Regions from separate parts of the Homo sapiens genome. Here region 1 is linked to region 2. A link is a contact called in ENCODE Hi-C or POLR2A ChIA-PET data. All regions are on one chromosome and are shown on one strand. Each heading gives the region's core, a stretch centred on a gene start or an enhancer-like site at or near the end of the contact. The rest is flanking DNA. Distances are from core to core; before and after follow the strand shown. Region 1 holds the start of CYP51A1-AS1 (CYP51A1 antisense RNA 1). Region 2 has its middle 23 kb from the start of GATAD1.

Region 1 (3,173 bases), core at 398-2,897, 290 kb before region 2:
TGGTCTCAAATAGAAAGGAGCACCACAACCTCACAGTACACCTCAGCTAATAGAACTATCTTTAAACACTAAAAGTAACTTTGTCTTCCCAGAGACAAATATCATTTCCTTAAAGATCCCATGTGTAGGAAAAAAATAAATAAATAAATAACTCTTTCTTATGCCTGGTATGGTTCAAACAAAAATTATTTTAAAAGCTACTTGGTCAAAAGTTTGTACATTGCATTGTCAGTAAAAGGGTAGTTTTCAAAAGCTACTTATTGCTGACTGTAAAAGGCACAATCAAATAACATTTGGGAGATTGAAAGCTAGGTTAATAAGGCTGTTAAATTGAAGAAAATGATTTTTTTTTTTTTTGAGACGGAGTCTCATTCTGTCGCCCAGACTGGAGTCCAGTGGCGCAATCTCGGTTTACTGCAACCTCCGCCTCCTAGGTTCAAGTGATTCTCGGGCCTCAGCTTCCCAAGCAGCTGGGACTACAGGCGTGTGCCACCACATCCAGCTAATTTTTGTTTTGTTTTGTTGTATTTTAGTAGAGATGGGGTTTCTCCATGTTGTTCAGGCTGGTCTGGAACTCCTGACCTCAGGTGATCCGCCCGCTTCGGCCTCCCGAAGTGCTGGGATTACAGGCGTGAGCCACTGCTCCCGGCCGAGAAACTGTTACATTATTAGCATCAGAGGAAGGCCCTTACCACACTCCAGTCACTACCATTACCACACTCTACACATCCTCCTTAATATGGGTATAAACCACCATTAGGGGCACTGCTACAGCCCACAGAACACTGAACCACACAGGGCAGCCTCCAGGATGACGGGCCAGCTGCCAACAGCATCTCCGTCAGGACCCCCACCAAGGGCCCCAACGACCACCGGGTCGTTCAAACCCACAGCCGCCAATCCAGCCACCGCCACTAGGGGCACCACTGCTGCGGTCAGTACAGACCGCTACAACCACAAATGCCGCAACCACGACCCCGTCTAGGATCAGATACACAGCCGGGGAGGCCAGCACCGCCCCCCAACACAAGGCAATGGCGGGTGCTACAGCCAGCGCCACCAGCAGCAGTGCCGCCGCCGCAGCCACTACTCCAGCCCCCAGCGCGCCTGCCACCAAAGCCACGCCAAGCATGGCCGCAGTCGCCCCCGCCCTTGCCATCCACTGAGCCGGTCGGGGCCACGGAGCCGCCCACGCCAGCCCTTCGGCCGCCTCAGCTGCGGCGCGCGCCCCACTCAGACCCTAAAGAATGTACGTACCACCCCTGCGGGCAGCTGGACCAGGTGGCCGGCGGCCAGACGGATCAGGTAGACCAGGCTGAGGGTGAAGGCGCAGGCGATCAGCAGCATGGACAAGAGGTTGCCGCCTGTCACCTTCTCCATCGCCTGGCCCAGCACCGACCCACCCGCCTGCAGCAAGCCCAGCAGCAGCATCCCAGCCGCCGCCGCCATTCACTCCGTCGGAAACACTGAAGGCCGAGGTCGCCACCGCTCCTCCCAATCGACGGAACGAGAGAAGCTGGCAGATGGTCGTCCACAGGGGGCCTTGCCCCAGGTCTCCTACTAAACCCAGCCCCACCCCTCGGGTCCCACGCGCGCCACCCCGTGCGTCACAGAATGGGGCGGGATGTTCCGCTGGCCACGCCCCTTAAATAACACTCTGTGAAGCCGTGGTCTTCTTGCGCGGGATAGGGCACCTGAGGAAGCGGGCTGCGCCTGTGGCACAGTGGTACGGGGCCGGAAGATAACTTACCTGAAGAGGCGATCAATCCCTGAGAATCGCGGGCGACCCGTTTTTTGTGTGCCCGGGTGCGGGGTGCCGGGACACGGCGTTGAAGGCGCTGAGCGGAGGGATCTCAGGGCGAGCTCGAGCGGCGACGGCGCGCTCTGTGATTGCACCGCGAGCGCCTGAGGTGATCTCGGCCTACATCGCGTCAGCGGGGCCTTGGGCGTGAGCACCGCCCCCTGTCCGGACGCAGGGTACTGGGGCACCTCGAACTGTGGCACCTCACCCTTCTCCGGGGCCACGTCTTGGGGACTCCGACAGCCCCAAATAAGCCCTCGGGGACTGGGGTTGTGAAAAGCGAGGTCGTGAAGACGCCGGCCTCATACCGAAGGGTAGGACGGTGAGGTCAGCCCCGTCCCACTCCAACTAAAATCAACCTGACAGGTATTAATATGCCACCATGAAGTTAACAAATGTTGGTGATTAAGTATGCTAGGTTTTACGAAAACAGATTTTCCAAAATAAATGTACATGTTTTAGGACGTCGCGAGCCGTTTGAGGCAGCATTCCCCAAGGACGCCACTTAGTCTGTAGGTTTAGCGGCTAGAAAGATTCAGAAGCTGAGTTCAGTCCTGCCGCCACAATCAATCTTCGCTCCTATGGCTTCACAGAAGCGTCTCCCATGACTACCAAATTTAACTCCTTCCAGATCACCCACGGGAGCACCTGACCGGATTCATTTATTTAATCAATGTTAAGAACTAGGTTTTGTGCTAAGCTAGGGGATAGAGCAGCGAATGAGACAAAACTGCAAGGCCCTGGGGGAATTAGTAGGAATATCCAGTGAAAGGGAAATTAATGAATTTTATAAGTATACTAATCAAGAAGTATATTCTTTTCCTTTGAGGTAGAATGTAATATAGCACCTCCCCTACCCAAGGCCTGGGTTAAGAGTATATTAACTGCTTATTTCTCCCCTATGCGTGGAGAGGCTTATCTGTGTTCCATCGTTTCACATTCCTTGAGGCACAGCGAGTTCTTGCTTCCCTCCCTAGCGCTGCTGTAAAGTCACAAAACTGATTAGCAAGTGTTACAAAAGCATGTATTCCCAAGGACGTAAGACATATGGTGTAACAAATGTAAGAGTAATTTACTGCCTTTGTTCTTGCTTCTGCAAGTACACTTCATGCAACACGTAACTCCCAACACAAACTGCTTAAAAGGTGATTGATCCCTTTGTTCGGGGCTCAGACTTTCTGGACCCTAGTCCGACTGAGCCGGTGATCACCTTAATAATAAAGGCTCTCCTGAACTCTGCTCGGTCTCTCCCGTCTATGATTTGTCCCGCAACACCAGTTGCCTGCGGAACACCTCTACCTAGAGAGCTAACACTCATCCCCGGTCAGTAAATCCAAAACTAAACCCGTTGCCTCCTCCTACCAACCTGTCC
Region 2 (2,886 bases), core at 16-2,515:
AGAGACTGGGCTGACCCACTGGTCCACGGGCAGAGCCAGGAAAGACTCCTCCAGTCTCCAGGGGTAAAAATGAAGGCCCATCCTAGTACGAGGCCTGCGAGAGAAGGCTTTGAACTCCCGCTGGCCAAGGATGGCCAGGAGCAGAGGCTGGGAAAGAAGTGGAGTCTCCAAAGTCCTGGGTTGCCCCTCTGGCATCTCCAAACCCAGTGGGTAATTGCCTGATTCTCTACTTTGTACAACTTAATTAAGTTGGCTTTCTCTATTTCCATTATAGGGAAAACAGTGTATCTAGTCTCCATACAAATGATATTTAATAATGTGCTTGCTTCCAGCCTTCCTCTCCAGATGACTTTCTTCCTCTTATACTGGATCGGTTGCTTCCTATTTCTCCAGCTCCAGCAGCACATGAAGGAGGTGTACATGTGTGTGGTGTGGATGGTGTATATGTGAGTTTGAGTGAGGTGTGTGTGGTGTGTGTGCCTGTGTGTCTGTGTAATATGTGTAAGTGTGTGAGTGTGCATGTGTATGTGGTGTATGTGGTATGAGTAGTGTGTGTAAATGTGTGGTGTGTGTATGACTGTGTGTGTATGTGCTATGAGTGGTGTGTGTAAATGTGTGGTGTGTGTGTGACTGTGTGTGTGTATGTGGCGTAAGGGGTGTGTGTGGTGCGAATGGCATGAGGGGGTGTGGAGTGTGTGTGACTGTGTGTTGTGTGTGTAAATGTGTGACTGTATGTGTAATTGGGAGCGACTGGGAGGAGACAGGGAGAGAGAAGAGGAAATGGTTTCAAGCTAGAAAATGGCTTTCGGTTTTTGAAAGAGTGGAAGAGAGAATAGGAAGAGGCCGTGGAAGTCACAACTGTCTGAAGACTTCAAGAGCTCAGAACATGGGCTCAAGAGGCCAAAATTCTATGGGACAAAAGCTGTTGTCAGTGAAATGTGTTTTCCTTTTTTCCCTCAACTCCTTTTCTGAAATGGGCTTTTTCCCATATATCTTTTAACCCTTGGGCATGAGGTTAAGTCTGGAAAACATAACTAATGCTTTGCCCCTGTATAATATCTCTTCTTTTAAGCCGTTACTTGCTTTGAGATAAACAGCAAAACCTCAGAGATGAGAGCTTCCTTGGAGACCAATAACTTTTATCTCTTGTAATAAACGTTAAGGCCATTTAAAATTTTTAAGTAAAAAACTCAAACATTTCTGGGAAACCAGCACGCCCTCCTGTCGCCCTTCCCCCACCGTCTCGGCTCCCAGATTCCCGCCTCTGTCTGGCTTCCAGCCCCGCCCCGTTCTGAGTGTGATCTGTGCTGTCAGTGCAGGAACTGGGACACCCCACTGCTGGCCCGGGCAGTGAACAGGGTACCCACACCAGCTAAGGAAGCCTCCTCCATGCTTTGGCAGGTGAGGCAATGTCCAAACGTGGACAGCAGGCAGCCCGTCTTCTCCAGCCTCAGGAGCTAGCTATTCCTCCCAGCATGTAAATCCCCAGGGTCGCTACACCGTACTGGTGCTGAGTCTCACCGACGGTCACGTGTTCTTGCTCACTTTGACCACCAGGGGGCGCAGAACCAAACCTAGGCTCCAGACGCGTGCATAGGACTTGATGCATTTTGTACACTAATCTAACCATTATCTTTATTTTCTAGCCCATTTTTCCTTTCATCAGATTTCTCCATTAATTGATCTTATCTTCGTATATTATGGATATTTTTATAAGCCACCTCAAGTCTTATTTGGAATCAGATGGGGAATAAATCAATTGGTAAATAAATCTTCCCGTGAAAGAATGATCAACACTGCTTGGGAAGAAATGCCAACCTTCCCCAAAAAAGAATCGTTTGCTGGCCGGGCGCGGTTGCTCACATCTGTAATCCCAGCACTTTGGGAGGCCGAGGCAGGCGGATCACCTGAGGTCAGGATTTCTTAGACCAGCCTGGCCAACATGGTGAAACCCCATCTCTACTAAAAATACAAAAATTAGCCGGGCGTGGTGGTATGCACCTATAATCCCAGGTACTCGGGAGGCTGAGGCAGGAGAATCGCTTGAACCTGGGAGGCGGAGGTTGCAGTGAGCCGAGATCGTGCCATTGCACTCCAGCCTGGGCGACAAGAGCGAGAGACTTCGTCTCCAAAAAAAAAAAGAAAGAATTGTTTGCTGACAATCTCCTGAATCATACTGAGACGGTTCTGGGTTTTCATAAGAGGACCCAAACACTCTCGGAGTTACTATCTGTGAGCTTCAGAGAGACCACACCTCCGGGAGGCAAGAGGTTTGGCTTGACCCGCCTGACTCCTGGAGGATGCCGGGTCCCTGGGGAGGAGCCCTGCGACCTTTGGGGAGCTAAGCCCTGAGTTGGAATGCAGGGAAACTGGTGGAAATTCGAGTTCTATTCAGGTTTAGAAAAATCTAGGAGCTTCAGGTACCTGCTGAGAGCTGGCACGATCCTGGGGTTTCTGTGGGCAGCACAGAAAGGAATTGGCTGCAAGAAAGGGAGCCACCCTGGGTTCTGTGGTCTAGGGTGGCACCAACGACAGAAAATGGGCAGATGTGGCGAAGCCTTGTGAGTGGAAGCCACCACAATGAGGCGCTGGGGAACCCGGAACGCGGGACCAGGAACCAAGCCGCAGTTAAATCAGGAGAGCCCTCTCAGCCCCTGACTCTGCGGTGCTGGGAAAGCCCTCATGAGCTGAGATGCATCTCAAGCTGTGGAAATGAGGGAGAACCTCGCTCAGAGATGGGTTCTGCTTCCAGTGGGACTTCAAGAAGAAATAAAATACATTTTACAAGAATAAAGAAATATAAACTTCTTGCACACGACTTTGTGAACTAGACGTGGAATCCACTCTCCATAACGAAATGTGTTTGCACCTGAGAGGGGTCCCAGC

Evidence for each region. Hi-C counts contacts between places; a loop is a spot of excess contacts on that map. ChIA-PET counts read pairs that join two places held with the same protein, here RNA polymerase II (POLR2A). Pooled maps may share reads with other maps.
Region 1: a loop to region 2 is called in a map of dorsolateral prefrontal cortex, with 2.7 times the contacts of the local background. The contact joins the promoter of CYP51A1-AS1 here to the enhancer-like site in region 2. A Hi-C loop is called at or near these places in 3 of 168 maps with a recorded cell type or tissue (K562 and dorsolateral prefrontal cortex), 3 of 37 single-sample maps with no recorded cell type and 15 of 50 pooled maps. POLR2A ChIA-PET finds 5 or more read pairs at or near these places in 7 of 52 experiments (H1, HEK293T, K562 and 4 more).

What each region holds. Positions count from the first base shown.
Region 1 is chr7:92,132,916-92,136,088 of GRCh38, forward strand. CYP51A1-AS1 (CYP51A1 antisense RNA 1) reads left to right here and starts at 1,648. Exons shown (of 3, transcript NR_122110.1): 1 at 1,648-2,167. It overlaps CYP51A1 (cytochrome P450 family 51 subfamily A member 1), which reads right to left and starts at 1,562. Exons shown (of 10, transcript NM_000786.4): 1 at 1,258-1,562. The coding sequence starts at 1,449. RefSeq lists enhancers at 897-1,723, 898-947, 1,108-1,157, 1,528-2,187, 1,724-2,550.
Region 2 is chr7:92,423,211-92,426,096 of GRCh38, forward strand. It overlaps the pseudogene TMBIM7P. Among named protein-coding and RNA genes, the nearest start is that of GATAD1, 23 kb to the right of the region's middle. RefSeq lists an enhancer at 1-259 and a silencer at 1,517-1,636. Within about 2 kb of position 1,266, at least 13 of the 41 ENCODE cell types and tissues checked have a DNase peak (open chromatin) inside an H3K27ac peak, as active enhancers do.